Linked DNA regions of Homo sapiens: region 1 is linked to region 2. The links are chromatin loops, found by intact Hi-C in ENCODE. Cell type or tissue: CD14-positive monocyte. All regions are shown on one strand. Each heading gives the region's core, and the rest is flanking DNA. Links, peaks and the distances in the headings are about the cores only. Region 1 has its middle 230 kb from the start of FLJ36000. Region 2 holds the start of LOC124904098 (a long non-coding RNA gene).

The links. A loop is a pair of places that touch in the nucleus more often than their neighbours do. Peaks named below come from ENCODE experiments on the same cell type or tissue, not always from the same donor. Only the 100,000 strongest peaks of a DNase experiment are listed, where the experiment ranks them.
Region 1: it touches region 2 in a loop (4-fold over the local background); 4 of 110 quality-filtered maps call a loop at or near these places.

Annotation. Positions count from the first base shown.
Region 1 is chr17:22,630,211-22,638,892 of GRCh38, forward strand. No RefSeq gene overlaps it. Among named protein-coding and RNA genes, the nearest start is that of FLJ36000, 230 kb to the left of the region's middle. In CD14-positive monocyte, for the core only: no CTCF peak of the experiment used is centred there; no DNase peak of the experiment used is centred there.
Region 2 is chr17:22,691,342-22,700,023 of GRCh38, forward strand. It overlaps LOC124904098 (a long non-coding RNA gene), which reads left to right and starts at 1,407. Exons shown (of 2, transcript XR_007065974.1): 1 at 1,407-1,564; 2 at 1,817-2,272. It also overlaps the pseudogene LOC100533640. In CD14-positive monocyte, for the core only: CTCF peaks have their summits at 3,547 and 3,752; no DNase peak of the experiment used is centred there; H3K4me3 peaks cover 503 bases.

The DNA of each region.
Region 1 (8,682 bases), core at 439-8,438, 61 kb before region 2:
CTAAAAGTGTGATTAAGGCTATTATAAGATACATAAACTGTATGACACAAGCATTCTCAACTCAACTTTACACTTCACATTGTTTATGAACTTAGTATGCCAGCTTTTTAAGTGTGGTGGGGTCTGGTATTCCACACTTATATGTCTCTGAATCCCACCCTTGTGCTGATGCTAAGATGAACTGAAGCAGGGATGAATTTTTCTCTTACATGGAAACATGAATATATTCCAAACTGGAGGGAGCTCTCACAAGCAGTTCGCCTACGGTAATTACTTTGTGCCTTGTAATGGGTCACACAGTATCCTCAAAAAGGTGTGTCTGAGTCCTAGACCCTCTCCCCTCCCAGTACCTGTAAATGTCACCTTATTTTGAAATAGGAGCTTTACAGATAAAATAAAGTTAAAGATCTCAGGGTGAGATCATCCGGAATTTAGAGTGAGTCATGGATATTTGGGACACAGAAACACAAGCAAGGTCATGTGAAGATAGAGACAAAGGTTACAGTTATGCTGTCACAAGCCAAGGAGTACCAGGAACCACCCGGAACTAGAAGAGGCAGGGAAGGATTCTTCCCTAGAGCCATCAGAAGAAGTACGGTCCTGAGTACGCCTGGATTTTGGTCTTTTTGCCTCTATAAGTGAGAGATATTATTATTATTACTATTATTATTATTATTGTAACAATTTTAAGCCACAAGTTTTGTAGCAATTTCTTTTGGCAGCACTAGGAAACTAGTTAATGCCTCTATTATTTGGTTAAACAAAGAACACTATTAAGTATTTTTAAAACAATGTATATGAATGTTGATTATGGTAAGCAAACAGTTTATAATCAGATCAGTTTCTATGTAAAATTTCATGTTATTATATTGATTTTGTTTTGTTTTAACCATACAAGACTTGCTTGGATGTGGTACCATTGAATACCATCCCCATTCCCTCCTGTCCCACAACTTTTTGAAATTTATGGGGCTTTGTTCTAGACTGAATATTTCTTTTCCCTCAAATTTCATATGTTAAAGCCCTACCCCACAATGTGACAGTATTGGGAAGTGAGGTCTTTGAGAATTAATTAGGTTTAGACAAAGTCATGAGCTTAGGACCCTCATCAATGGAATTAGTGTCCTTATAAGAACAGGAAGTCTATAGAGTGCTCTCTCTCTCTCTCTCTCTCTCTCTGTGTCTCTCTCTCTCTCTGTCCATCTGCTACGTGAGGAAAAAGCAAGCTGGGAAGAAGACCTCACGAGGAAACAAATTTGCCAGCACCTTAATCTTGCACTTTCCAGCTTCTAAAATTCTGAGAAATAAATGTCTGTTGTGTAAGCCATCCAGTCCATGACATTCTGTTATAGAATCCTGGACTGACTGATATGGGCTGGAACATGCTGGAGAGATGGTACAAAATCTAATTTTAGAAAAATATTTTAAGTTGTAAGATCTGAGGCAAAAATCAGTTAAATATTACCATTTACATTAACCAAATTACTCCATTTGCAGTATCAAATTAAGGAAATTTATGTTTTATTCAAGCTTTTAAAATCAGCACACCCACTTTGCAGAAGTAATTAATAACCCATGATTATTAATTATGTTTGCCAATTTAATTTTCATCCAGTATTACTTGCAGGGAAAGTTTGAAATAGATAAATCATCTTCCTTTTGAGATGTCACTTGTATCACTAAAGGCTACCTATAATTTCTGTAATTGTTACTCTTTAATGCAACTTTAAACTTCGAAGAAAGATGTTTCAATATTTTTTTTTGGTTTTTGTTTTTTCTTTTCTTTTTTGTTCATTTTGTTTGATAATGTATCTTTTTATATTATTATTATACTTTAAGTTTTAGGGTACATGTGCACAATGTGAAGGTTAGTTACATATGTATACATGTGCCATGCTGGTGTGCTGCACCCATTAACTCGTCATTTAGCATTAGGTGTATCTCCTAATGCTATCCCTCTCCCCTCCCCCCACCCCACAACAGTCCCCAGAGTGTGATGTTCTCCTTCCTGTGTCCATGTGTTCTCATTGTTCAATTCCCACCTATGAGTGAGAACATGCGGTGTTTGGTTTTTTGTCCTTGCGATAGTTTACTGGCAATGATGATTTCCAATTTCATCCATGTCCCTACAAAGGACATGAACTCATCATTTTTTATGGCTGCATAGTATTCCATGGTGTATATGTGACACATTTTCTTAATCCAGTCTATCATTGTTGGACATTTGGGTTGGTTCCAAGTATTTGCTATTGTGAATAGTGCCACAATAAACATACGTGTGCATGTGTCTTTATAGCAGCATGATTTATAGTCCTTTGGGTATATACCCAGTAATGGGATGGCTGGGTCAAATGGTATTTCTAGTTCTATATCCCTGAGGAATCGCCACACTGACTTCCACAATGGTCGAACTAGTTTACAGTCCCACTAATAGTGTAAAAGTGTTCCTATTTCTCCACATCCTCTCCAGCACCTGTTGTTTCCTGACTTTTTAATGATCGCCATTGTAACTGGTGTGAGATGGTATCTCATTGTGGTTTTGATTTGCATTTCTCTGATGCCCAGTGATGGTGAGCATTTTTTCATGTGTTTTTTGGCTGCATAAATATCTTCCTTTGAGAAGTGTCTGTTCATGTCCTTTGCCCACTTTTTGATGGGGTTGTTTGTTTTTTTCTTGTAAATTTGTTTGAGTTAATTGTAGATTCTGGATATTAGCCCTTTGTCAGATGAGTAGGTTGGGAAATTTTTCTCCCATTTTGTAGGTTGCCTGTTCACTCTGATGGGTTGCTGTGCAGAAGCTCTTTAGTTTAATTAGATCCCATTTGTCAATTTTGGCTTATTGTTAAATTGACTTAAATGACTAAGACTGTAGCTTAAATGAATGAGATTGTGGTGGAGAGGATATTCCCCAAACTAACTCTGTCTCTGACATTTAGGGGTTTGTTGTAATAGTAACACCTTGCTAGCAATCATCTACTAGTGATTTGCTCATGGAACATGCTGGAGAGAAGGAGTGTCTGAGTCCTAGACCCTCTCCCATCCCAGTACTTGTAAATGTCACCTTATTTTGAAATAGGAGCTTTACAGATATAATAAAGTTAAAGATCTCAGGGTGAGATCATCCTGAATTAAGATTGAGTCATGGATATGAATATATGCATATATATATATATATTGCATGCATGTGGAGGCAGGTTGTATATAATATAATATGTATATATATTACATATGTATAGTGTGTGTGTGTGTATATATATATATATGTGTGTGTGTGTGTGTGTGTGTGTGTGTATTATATACACCCTGCCTCCACATGCATGGCCTCCCTCATTATCAGTATCCTCCCCTAGAGTGGTACAACTGTCAAAATTGACTTGCCTACATTAACACAATGTTGTCACCCAGTGGTAAATATACATAACATAAAAGATATAATTTAATCATTTTAAATTCTAAAACTCAGTGATATTGAATACATTCACAATGTTGTGTAATTAACACTGTTTTCATAACTTTTATATCACATCAAACAGAAATTCTGTACCATTAAGCAATAATTCTCCATTCCCCTTGCCCCAGCCTCCATGCCCTAGAAACAAGCAATCTGCATTCCCCCTGCATGAATTTGACTATTCGTGATCTTTCATATAAGTAGAATCATGTACTATTTGTCCTTTTGTATCTGGCTTATTTTATTTAGCATAATGTTTTCAAGATTTATCCATGTTGTAAACATGTATCAGAACGTCATTCCCTTTTTATGGCTAAATAATATTCCCTTGTGTGTACATGCCACATTTTGTTTATCCACACATACAGGTTTGTTTTCACTTTTTGACTCTTGTGAATAAGAATGAGTGATGGTATCTGGCATGTGCAGGCAGCCACTTTCTTGCTAAAGACCAATAGCATCAAGCACTCTACTAATGGTTGTAATTTATCTGATTAGGATCCAGATTTCCAAAAATGTTAATTCTTATTTTTTCCAGTTCAATGGCAGTTTTCATGGAGGTATTGACTTCTAAAACTTCCTATTCCAATCTTCTGAAATCCACTTTAAAAGAGTGGTTTAAATTCTGTGTTTGTAGGATGAAATTGATAAAAAAATATTTTAACAACTTTCAAAATTGCATTACAGAGATAATGTCTTTGGCTATTGGGTGTTCACATATTTGGTATGTTATAAACAACTTTCTGGAAGGTAAAGGCCTTTTATCTCACACTTAATATTAAGACAGGAACCATTGTCCTAGCAATAGCTTTTGGATTTGATGTGATATATTTGTATGTAATGAGTTTTTAAAAGTTAGAGTGAAAAGTCACCTCATACAAAACAAAATAATTTTTACTGTTATAAGAAAGTAGTTATTAATTACTTATAAAACATGCAAGTATCTTTGTGATATTTGGTGATTTATTTTTCTCCAGTCATCTTGTGTTGTTCTTAGTGGAGAAAAAAATATGGGTGCTCTTTGTCTATGACAATGTGAAAAGTAAGTATATGGTTTCCCTAAAAATTCTTCTAAGTTTTTAATCCTCTAAAATGATCATTGATATGTAAAAATAAATATTAATAATAGCAACTTAAGGATCATTTTTGCTGTTATCAGAAATTGAAAATACTGTAACAGTCCATCAATAAATGGTTATGTATATTATGATATATAGCATACATAGCGTATGTCCATATATAGAATATGTAAGAAATGTATACAACAAAGCACAATGAATACACGATTATACTAAGATGGATGGGCATGGATCCACGTATTATTCTGTTTGTACATGGTCTTTTCCAAAAAGAAATAAAATGTAAGAAAGAAGAAAAAAATAAAGAGAAAGAGAATAAAGGCAACTAAATAAAATATAAACCAGGATGTGTAAGTGGTCTCATCTTAGGACTGGAACACCAGTAAAGCCTCTCTTCTCTGGAAAAAGTTTATGTCTCTGAAGTTTTCTCAGTGCATCACAACTGACAGCAGCAGGAATGTGTTTTTGCTAACAGCAATAGAAAAGCAAAACTGTCTCAAGATTGTAATATTAATCCAAAGGTTAAAACTTCTTACCTTAGTGTTGCTGCTTTCTCTATGCACATCCCAAAGGACCTAGGAAGGTGGAAAGGACATAGGAGATGGAAAATGTAGAAAATAAAAAAATAAGGTAAATTTAAAAGGTAATAAGACTAACATCCATTCATTCACATTAAGCTCCTAATTGTAACACATTCTCTGGTAGACACTGCGGATATAGCAGTGAAAAAAAAAAGAAAAAAAAATATGCCTTTTTGGAGCTTATATTCTCTTGGAAGGAGATATTATATAGCTTAATTACTTTTGTTATTATATATGTTAAGTGTTGATAAGTGCTATGGAGGAAAGCAAGGCAGACAAAGCAATCAGGCAGGAGAAAGAAAGAAAGGGTATTCAATTAGGAAAAGAGGAAGTCAAATTGGCCCTGTTTGCAGATGACATGATTGTATATCTAGAAAACCCCATTGTCTCAGCCCAAAATCTCCTTAAGCTGATAAGCAACTTCAGCAAAGTCTCAGGATAAAAAATCAATGTGCAAAAATCACAAACATTCTTATACACCAACAACAGACAAACAGAGAGCCAAATCATGAGTGAACTCCCATTCACAATTGCCTCAAAGAGAATAAAATACCTAGGAATCCAACTTACAAGGGATGTGAAGGACCTCTTCAAGGAGAACTACAAACCACTGCTCAACAAAATAAAAGAGGACACAAACAAATGGAAGAACATTCCATGTTCATGGATAGGAAGAATCAATATCGTGAAAATGGCTATACTGTCCAAGGTAATTTATAGATTTAATGCTATCCCCATCAAGCTACCAATGCCTTTCTTCACAGAATTGGAAAAAACTACTTTAAAGTTCATATGGAACCAAAAAAGAGCCCGCATTGCCTAGTCAATCCTAAGCCAGAAGAACAAAACTGGAGGCATCATGCTACCTGACTTCAAACTATACTACAAGGCTACAGTAACCAAAACAGCATGGTACTGGTACCAAAACAGAGATATAGAATACTGGAACAGAACAGAGCCCTCAGAAGTAATACCACACATCTACAACCATCTGATCTTTGACATACCTGACAAAAACAGGAAATGGGGAAAGGAGTCCCTATTTAATAAATGGTGCTGGGAAAACTGGCTAGCCTTATGTAGAAAGCTGAAACTGGATCCCTTCCTTACACTTTATACAAAAATTAATTCAAGATGGATTAAAGGCTTAAATGTTAGACCTAAAACTATAAAAACCCTAGAAGAAAACCTAGGCAATACCATTCAGGACATAGGCATGGGCAAAGACTTCACATCTAAAACACCAAAAGCAATGGCAACAAAAGCCAAAATTGACAAATGGGATCTAATTAAACTGAAGAACTTCTGCACAGCAAAAGAAACTACCATCAGAGTGAACGGGCAACCTACAGAATGCTAGCAAATTTTTGCAATCTACTCATCTGACAAAGGGCTAATATCCAGAATCTACAAAGAACTCAAACAAATTTACAAGAAAAAAACAACCCCATAAAAAAGTGGGCAAAAGTTATGAACAGATGCTTCACAAAAGAAGACATTTATACAGCCAACAGACACTTGAAAAAATGCTCATCATCACTGGCCATCAGAGAAATGCAAATCAAAACCACAGTTAGATACCATCTCACACCAGTTAGAATGGCGATCATTAAAAAGTCAGGAAACAACATGTGCTGGGGAGGATGTGGAGAAATAGGAACACTTTTACACTGTTGGTGGGACTGGAAACTAGTTCAACCATTGTGGAAGACAGTGTGATGATTCTTCAAGGATATAGAACTAGAAATATCATTTGACCCAGCCATCCCATTACTGGGCATATACCCAAAGGATTATAAATCATGCTGCCATAAAGACACATGCACACGTATGTTTATTGCAGCACTATTCACAATAGCAAAGACTTGGAACCAAGCCAAATGTCCAACAATGATAGACTGGATTAAGAAAATGTGTCACATATACACCATGGAATACTATGCAGCCATAAAAAAGGATGAGTTCATGTCCTTTGTAGGGACATGGATGAAGCTGGAAACCATCATTCTCAGCAAACTATCGCAAGGACAAGAAAACCAAACACTGCATGTTCTCACTCATAGGTGAGAATTGAACAATGAGAACACTTGGACACAGGAAGGGGAACATCACACCTGGGGCATGTTGTAGGGTGAAGGGAGAGGGGAGGGATAGCATTACGAGATACACCTAATGTAAATGACGAGTTAATGGGTGCAGCACACCAACATGACACATGTATACATAGGTACGAAACCTGCACATTGTGCACATGTACCCTAGAACTTAAAGTATAATTAAAAAATAAATAAATAATAAATAATTTAAAAAAATTAAAAGAAACAAAACAACAACAAAAAACAAAGCAAATAACATGAGGAGGAGATACAATTTTAAGTAGGGAATAAAGGATGGCATGACAGAGACAGTAGCATATGAGTGAAAAGCTTGAAAGAGGTGATATGGTTTGACTGGGTCCCCCACTAAATCTAAAGCTTGAATTGTAGTTCCTGTAATCCCCATGTGTCATGGGAGGGACCTGGTGGGGGTTAATTTAATCACGGGGTCAGTTACCCCCATGCTGCTGTTCTTGTGGTATGAGTGAGTTCTTATGCTCTCTGGTGGTTTTATCAGGGTCTTTTTCCCCATTTTGCTTGGCACTTCTCCTTGCTGCCACCACGTGAAGAAGGATGTGTTGCTTCCCCTTATCATGGTTATAACTTTCCTGAGGTCTCACCAGCTGTGCAGAACTGTGACTCAATTAAACCTCTTTCCTTTATAAATTACCCAGTCTAGGATATGTTTTTATTAACAGCATGAGAAGGAACTAATACAGAAGGTAAGAAAGCAATCCAGGGGGGATTTGAAGACAGGTGTTTTCAGTCACAGAAACCATGTAAAAAGCATCTAATGTGAGAGTGCTATAATCTGAATGTTGACAGCCCCCCAAATTCATACATTGAAATCTAATTCACAGTATGATACTATTAAAAGCTAAGGTCTTTGGAAGGTGATTATGTCATGAATACAGAGCCTTCATGAAGGAGATTGGTGCCTTTATAAAAGATGCCTGAGGGGTTGGTTTGTCCCTTCCACCATATGATGACTCCACCATATGAAGAAGATGGGTCTATGAACTAGGAAATAGGGCCTCATCATATATGGAATATGTGAGCACATTGATCTGGGACTTAGCTTCCAGAACTGTGAAGAATAAATTTATGTCCTTTATAAGCTACTTACTATATGATATTTTGTTATAGCTGCTCAAATGGACTAACACAGAGACAATTCCCAGCCTGCCCAAAGAGCATCAGGAAGTGTTGGGTACAGTAAAGCTGGAACAGAGCCACGAGGGGAAGAGCAACAGGGCTGTGATCAAAGAGGTGTGCCTGGTGGGGAGCATGAGTAGAGCTGTATAATCTGTACAATAATGACCCAGAGTGGAATTAGAAGTCCTTAAAAGTGGGTGAGCAGAGTGGCATGATCTCTATTATATTATGTTATATTCTTGCTTGGATATTGAGAATAGACTGAAGGTGAGGGCTAATGCAGAAGCAGGAAGGGAGATAAAAATTCAGAGGAGACATGA
Region 2 (8,682 bases), core at 234-8,233:
CACTATAGTCTCAATTGGCTTCTGAATCACCCTGGTAGATTCTAGAAAAAGAGTGCTTCCAAACAGCTGAATCACAAGAAAGGTTTAACACTGTGAAATGAAACCACAAATCGGAAAGCATTTTCAGTGATGGCTTCTTTGTAGTTTTTATCACGGGATATTCGGTGTTACACTATAGGCCTCAAAGAATTTTAAATGTCCCTTCATTGATTGTACAAAAAGAGTGTATCCATCCTTCTGAATCAAAACAAGCGTTTAACTCTGTATAACAAATCCACACACCCTAAAGAATTTTCACCTTATCCCCCAGCAAGGAAACTCTTGTTCTCCCAGCTTCTATCGGAGGGCTGCATGATTCCTGTAGGATGAGAAACAGGCAGCCATGTCTGGCTTTTACCTGGTAATCTAGGCTGTTTCCTTTCATCTGCCCATCCTCTCTCATTGTAGAGGGGGTCTTTCACTGGGCTGTTGCTGGGTGGGACTGCCTCTCACTGGGGATCTTTTGTCTGTCACGGATTTCAGAGAGCAAAAGGGATTTCAGGTAGGCTGGCTGCGCTCCAAGTTGTGGATAGCGATCTCATTGAGGGGGTTGGGTTAGTTTGCACTTTGCAGGAGACTTTTGGGTCTTCTGACAGGAATCCTTGAACATGGCTTGGACTCCAGCACAAATCCGCTTGTTCTCCCAGGCAAGCGTTGATTTTTCTTTGCTTTCATGGTGGGTCCACAGTGCCCCTCAACAGCACTCCTAGACACCATTTTCAGGCTTGCAATTGCCCTAAACGGCCTCTGAGACACCCTCTCAACGTCATCTGCACCCGTGAGATGCTAGTTCGAGGTTTGAGAACACTGCCTCACCTCGGACTTGCCTTTGTCATGGTTCCTGCCTTCTAGAGTGCCCTGCTGAGAAGCAGGAGCCCCTGCAAGGCCCAGAATGAAGGGACGTAGTGAGCTCAAGGGCCCGGCCATCTTCCACTGACCCCCGCCTCTGGGGTCTCAGGTATGATTCCATCACGTGGACACCCGTCAACAACTCACCGGACTGTATTTTCATTCCCATGCGACCGGATTCTTGCACACAGCCTCTTTCTGGAACAGAGTCAGAAGAGCAATTTCCAGCACCCACCTCACAGTTTCGAAACGCCTCCTCCTCCAGCGGGACCCGACCTCAGAGACGTGCCGAGGAGGCCTTATTGTCGAGACATTTAGGGTCCCGCAGTGGGTTGTCGCGGGCAGCATTTTCCCGAGACCAGGTGCGCTCTGCCTGCACCATTTTCCTCTGCTTAGGTAGGCTGACAGCACTGACAACCCGGCGCCCAAGACTGCTTCACGAATGCGAATGCGTCAGTCTCTAGGCACCAGGCGCCAGTGGTGAGCAATGGCTCGCGTCACAGTGGCCACCGTTGCCTGGAGACAACTCCCTGCGGCTTGGTGGAGGAGACCTCTGTGGACATGCATTGGTGTTGGACTCTCGCCTGTGCTCTCTGGGGGATCCACGGGATAGTCCCCCGATTCTAGGAACTGGCAGGGGGAAGCAAGCCTAAAGAAACATCTAGTGAAGCTTCAGGTATAAATCGCGTAATTTCTAAGGATCCAAAAGGAACTGCAGGATGCGCCAAGCATGCCTAGTGGTCTCCTTGAGGGGTCTGGGGTGGTTTGCAGTTTGCGGGAGGCATCTGGGTCCTCTAGCTGGAATCCTTGAACGTGGCTTGGAGTCAAGCACAAGTCCGCTCGTTCTCCCAGGCGGGCCTTGATTTTTCTTTGATTTTATGGGGGTTCCACAGTGCCAATGAACAGAACTTGTGGACACCCTTTTCAGGCTTGCAATTGCCCCAGTGGGCCTCTGAGACACTCTCTCAACCTTATCTGAACCCGTGAGAGGCCAGTTCGAAGTGTGAGAACACTGCTCCACCTTGGAGTTGCCTTTGTCTTGGTTCCTGCCTTCTCAGAGAGCCGTGCTGAGAACAGGAGTCCCTGCGAGGCCCGGGATGAAGATCTTCTCTCTGGATCCGGAAGAATCATAATATTTATCAACTCTGTAAACTCTCGGGAAAGCACTTGTGCTAGCAAGGTAACCTGGCCTTTGTGAATTCATGCACTAGTCTCCATTTCTGGGAAGAGCTTCAGCACCAGCAGCACATACCACTGTGAGGGCAAGTGAAAAAGTATCACTTTGGGTAGATGGATATAATCCTCCCGTAAAGCTTCATTTGCAAGAAAACCACTATCACCCTTTTCCACCTGTGGAATAAAGATCCTTCTTACATGTCCAAGATCACCTGTGTTTAACATATTTATGTTGGCTCCCCAGTCATCTCCGTCTTGTTCACAGGCAGTATTTGGGATTGAGATTCGAGATGTAAAAGTAATACTAGATTTTGTATCCCTGTGACCCAAAGACATTGAATGAATATACCTCAAGCCCTGGCTACCTTGCAAAAGGAGAGCCTTCAACTCTGCTTCTTTAAAGTAATTTATGATTCTGCAGTTTTCATTCACTTCAGTATCAGCTAAATTTCCACCATGACAATATTCATCCTGTGTAAGCATAGGACCATCTTCTGCCCAGACAGAGAAATACGGAACTGCATGAGGAAGCCGTCCAGGCACTGCAGTAGAGCCTGTGCTCCTCTCAGAGTTCTTTGCTCACTGCAGAGTCGGCTTAAGGCTTTCCTGATCACCTAATGTGGTGCATGCACCCATGCTGCCTCTTCACACAGTAAACACAGAACCAAAACCTCCAGAGCAACTTTCTGCAGCTCCTGAAACTGCTGTGCGCCTTAACCTCGCTTTGCTCTCAGTCACTGCAGTTCTCTCAGCAGGCCACGTTTCATCTCCCAGCTCCTGAGCACTGGCTTCCATGTCTTCACTACAACAATCATCCCCATACCCCCAACAGAATCCGGAGTGAAAGAATCCGGAGTGAAAGGATCCGAATTCACTTGAAGTCTGTTGCACATCCAATTCCCATTTCCTGATTTTTCTGTATCACGAAGAAGAACGGTCCCAGAGTTTAACAGGGCTGGGATCAATTCTTCCAGCTCTGGAGAGAAAAACCGGGAGTGCAAGTGGCGGGTGGCAGAGGCGAAGCTTGCAGGAGATCCACTGGGACCCCCGGGATCCCTCAGCGCCCAGCAGGGCCCTCCCCGCCCGGGCCCCCACAGTCCTGCGAAGCCTCCCCCCAGTGCCCCCAGCACTCGCCAGAACCAGTAGCCCAGGAAGCAGGTGCCGCTGGCCACCAGGAGCCCAAGTACCCTCCCCGCACCAGTCACACAGAGACCCGCTGCCAGGCCGGTCAGCGCAGGGCAGGGCCCCAGAAGCTCCTCAGGCTCCAGCTCCAGGGGCTGCTGGGCCTGGCGGGCAAGGTTCCGCTCACCCCCAGAAAAGGAGACGGAGACCCACAAGGACCTCAGCTTGTCTGGTGCTGGAGGCCTGGGCTGTCAGAATGCCTCTCCGCCTTCCGGCAGGCGGGAGCCGCATGCGCCCCCTAGTGGCCGCGGCCAGAAGCTGTCACATCCCATGGGCGCAGGCGCCTCAGCCCCGCAAGGGGCGGGCTGGAGGTGCCACTCCCATTCATAGACCAGGAATCAGAGCCCTGGGCTGGAAGAGTCTGGTCAAAATTCTTCCAAACTGAGTGGGGACAGAGACCAACTCACCCCCAGCTGCAGTGTATGCAGTGTAGACAGATCTGGACTTTAGCCATTCCTGAGCCCCCCCTTGCCTCACCCGTACATGCCCGGCCCACCTTTCCCTTCCTCGCCAGGACCCCACATCCCTCCCTCTGAGTCGCTTCCTCTCTGAAACAAATAGTGGTGATAGCGAGTAACACATCAGTAACAAGAAACTAGCAGGTGCTCAGTAAAATGGTCTACCCTGGCCTCTTCCACAGTCAAGTGAGCATTAACAGGAAAATGCTCATTGGAAGTGGAGAGTCGCCGGCAGCCCCTCCGCCTCCCTCCGGCTTGGCCTTCCCGCAGAGCAAACTGGGGCCCAGAAAGGGTGTGGGCGAAGACCCTGTCACCTCCCAGCAGGGGGCGTGCTGCCCGCGGTTTTCGGGATCCTGGGCGTGGAGCCATCCTCACAGGACCCTCAGAGGTGGAGAGGAGAAAGAGCACACTCATTTGACAGGTGCAGAGACTGAGGTCCGTGGGGCAGGGGTGAGCGGCCCAGGGCAGCCAGACCTGTGAACAGTAGAGCTAGGATTCCAGCAGGTCCCCAGCCAGTCACTGGGTGAGCCCCTGTTGTGTGGGGATCACTGAGGTGCAGGCATTCTGATAACCACCGGCTTGAGGAACTCATGGTGCTCCATCCTGAATTCTGGGGCGCTTTCTAGGATACAATATGGTAAAGGTTGTGTAACATGTGTGAGGTCCAGCATGTGCACGAAGCAAACAGGGATAGATTGGGGTGGTAGTACAGGGACAGAATCACAGTTGGGACCCTTGAGAAGGCAGTTGGAATTTTTCTGCCAGAGCAGGAGAAACCCTCTGGGCACCCAGGCTGGCATGTGCAAAGGCGTAGAGGCAAGCTCCCCCTGACACACGGCTGGAGGGGAAGCTCTAAGTGCTGCGCACAGGCTGTTCACACTGCATCCTTCTCCCTGGACTTGCTCCCCCCACAGCACCTCCATCCTTCCAGTTAGCTATCCAGGCCACCACCCTCACCCTCTCACACCCACATCCTGTGGGCCCCACATTTGAGAGACAAGAATTCAGTTGCTTCTCACCCTCCATGGGTGCTCATCACCTGGTCTGAGTCCCCATCCTCTCTCTCCCCATACTTGGTCTCTGCTTCCATCCTTGACTCCTGACGTCTAATTGCAACTCAATACTAGGTCAGATCATGTCACACTTCTGCTCTGGTGCAAGAATTATGTGGTTCCTTCAGTTCAGTGTCCACCAGGATTTGATATTCCCAAGGCACATCTCTCACTCCTTTGTTCTCATTTTACCTTCACACAGGAAAACACTTTTTCTTCTTGAAGTGTGCTGTTATGTAGCTACTCTTGGCGATGAAATCTCTGTTATTACTTTTGAAATTATTTTAATTGTCTTTATGCCCTAAAGATATTTAGCTATATATTCAATGCTAGCTTGAATAATAATTTTTCTAAGCATGCGTTTTGACTTTTTAAAATTTAAGATGACATTAGATGATTTTATTATGTACATCATGATGTTTTGAACATTCCACATATAGATTGTTGAATGGTTAAATCTAACTATTAACAAATGCATTATCTAAGATCGTTATCATTTTTGTTGTGAGAACACTTATCATCCACTATCGTTGCAATTTTCTAGAATGCAATATATCATCAGTAACTGTAGCCACCTTGCTATACAATAGAATTATTGAAATTTGTTTTTTTCTATCCAGTTTTAATTATGTGCCCTCTGACCAACATCTCCCCATCCTGTTCCCCTCTCTAACCACTCCAGCCTCTGCTCATCGCCATTCTGCTCTCTACTTCTATGAGACCAACTAGTTTAGATCCCTCATATGAATGAGATAATGCAGTATTTTTCTTTCTGCACTTGGATTATTTCACTTAATATACTGTCCTCCAGGATCATCCATGTTGACAGTAATGACAGCATTTTATTCTGTTGTATGACTAACTAAATATCATTCCATTGTATCTGTTTATGTAATACATACATAAATGTATGTATACAAGCATATGTAGATATACCATTCTTCAAATATATTATTTTGCATTTATTTTTATTAAAAGTATATTTCTCCCTTATCTAAATGCTGATAAAAATATGAGGTATTTTCAGTCCTTCCTCTTAATAAAAGCCAAAGTTAAAGGTCTGTTTCCCTGTTTTTTAATAAGATTCTATTTCTTGCTGATTTTTTTGAGTTCCCTGCACATTCTGCATATTACTGCTTAATCGTAAGCATGGTTTGGATTTTTTTTTTCCTTTCTGTATAATGTCTGTTTCCTCTGTGGTTTATTTGTTTTCTTTGCCAAAACTTTTTATTAGTTTAATTCGGTCCCATTTATTTATTTTTGTTTTTGTTGCATTTGCTTTTGGGGTATTTGTCATAAATTATTTATCTAGGCCAACGTCTGGAAGAGTTTTTACTAGGCTTTTCTTCTAGAATTGTTATGGTTTCAGGTCTTAGATTTAAGTCTCTAATCCACCTGGAGTTCATGTTTGGATATGGTGAGAGATACAAACACAGTTTCATTCTTCTACATCTGGCCACCCAATTTTCCCAGCACCTTTTATTATGTATGTGTATGTTTTTGTCTAATTTGTCAAAGGTTGTTATTGTTTGGCTGTATTTGTTAGATTCTCTATTCTGTTACATTGTTGTATGTGTTTATTTTTATACCAGCACAATGCTGTTTTGGTTACTGTATCCTTGTAGAATAAATTGAAGTCAAAGGAAAGACAAAGGAAAGTTGTTGTCTTTCCTTTATTTTGAAGGAGAGTTTTAGCAAATATAAGTGTTCTTAATTAGAATTTTTTCTTTCAATACTTTGAATATGTTATCCCCTTTGGCCCTGGCCTGAAAGAAGAATTTGAGAATTGCGCTGATAGTTATGTGATGAGTAGATTTTCTCTTGCTGCTTTTAAAATTCACTTTTTCTCTTTGACTTTTGACAACTTTATTAAAATATGTCTTGGTGTAAGGTTCTTCATGTTCAATCTACTTAAGGACTCTTGAACTTCATGATTCTGGATGTCCACCTCCCACCTCAAATTCAGCAAATTCTCAGTCAGTATTTCTCAAAATAAGCTTTCTATTCTTTCCTCTATTTCACCTTCTTGTATCCACATAACGCATATATTGCTTTATTTGATGATGTTTCATAAGTCTCATAGATTTTTTTTACTCTTTATCTTTTGCTATTTTTTTTTTTGTTTTTTGCACCTCTGTCAGGATAATTTCAAGATAGCTGTTTCCCACTTTGCCATTTCCTCTTCATGACTGAACCTGCTGTTAAAACTCTCTATTAAATTTTTCAGTTTAGTCATTATATTCTTCAGCATTAACATTTCTGTGTTTATTTTTATCGCTTCTATTTATTACTGTAACTTCTGATTTTCTTTATGTATTGCTTTCCTAATTTTGTTTAGTTGTCTATACTTGTTCCCATATAGTTCACTGAGCTTAGTATCTAAAATAATTACTTCCAATTTTTAAAAGCACATTGTCAATTCCTATTTCTTTGGGGTCTGCTATTGAAGCTTTTTTGCTTTACTTAAATTGTGTGATATTTTCCTGATTCTTCATGATTATTGTGGCCTTGTGCTGGTATACATATTTTTGAGAAGGTGGTCACTTTTTCTAGTCTTTACAGGTTGGCTTCAGCAGGAAAAGTTCTTCACCATTAAGTGTGGCCTGGTGTTCTTGTTCGGTCAGGTGGTTGAGCCTGTTGATGGATTTGGCTGACTGGCGGTGCTTCAGGGTCAGAAATGTCTGCTGGTTTTAATCCCTCTGATTTGGTAGCTTTGTTGGGTGAGGCCACTTGAAGCACTGTGGGGCACATTGAGATTTGCATGTACCAGTCACTGAGTGTTTCACCCCATTTCTTTGGTGCTAGTTATCTTCATGTGGTCTAAGTATTAAAATTCTTCCAGCGTTTGTTTTGAGGCAAAGCAGAAGTTTGTCCATCAGGCAGCACTCCCCAGATAGACATTGAATATCCACTTTGATCTACTTTTCTCCCACTGGAAAAATAATGGGCTGAGGGTATACTTCTCAGCACAGTATTGTTCTGGATATGGAAGTGGTAAAGCAAACAAAGTAAAATCATTCCTCTTATCCTTTTTAATGAGTCTGTCTTTGCTTTTGAGCTCTTTTTGGGTTTTGCAATCTCACAGTGGTATTTGGAGTTCTCACAAAAGCATTCTTTCCTGTGGGTAGTTGCCAAATAGATGTCTCTTTGAGGGAAACAGGGCTGGGAACCTACTATTCCACCATCTTACCAGACTCCCTCTACATCCAACCACTTCCATCTCTCAATCTCTCAGTAATTTGTAAAATAGGAAAATACAAACATGTCTAGAAATCATTACTAAAACTAACAGATGAGTTGAGTGAAGCCACAGTATATAAGCCAAATGTGTAAAAAAGTCAATGTGTATTTTTATAGACTGGCAGTGAAAATCAAACCTTACCCTGAAAAACCTGAAGGAAATACCGAGGAAAATTAAAGAATACCTACATAAATAGAGCTATCATGTTCACATGTCAGAATATTCAATATAATTAATATGTAAATTTTCCCCAAATTAATACGCAGCATCAACACAATTCAGTAAAATTTCAACAAAGGGCTTTGTAAAATTTGATAAACCAATTCTTAAAGTACTTTGAAAATATAAATAATCTAAATTAGTGAAAACAATAATGAAAAACAGTCACATTTAGAGACATATCTGAAATAAATACTATAAAGCTACAGTATTCACAACAGTGTGTTGTTACTTGAGGAAATAATTATAAATAATTGTAATGATATAGGAAGCTCAGATTATATATATATACACACACATATAAACACACACATATATGTGTGTATATAGATGTATATATTTACACACATATATAATTTTTTATTAAGGAATGCATGAAGGCAATTCAAAGGGAAGAATAGAAATTTACATAAATATTCTCGGAGAAGTTGAATACCCATATGTAAATATGTGAACATTGATTAAT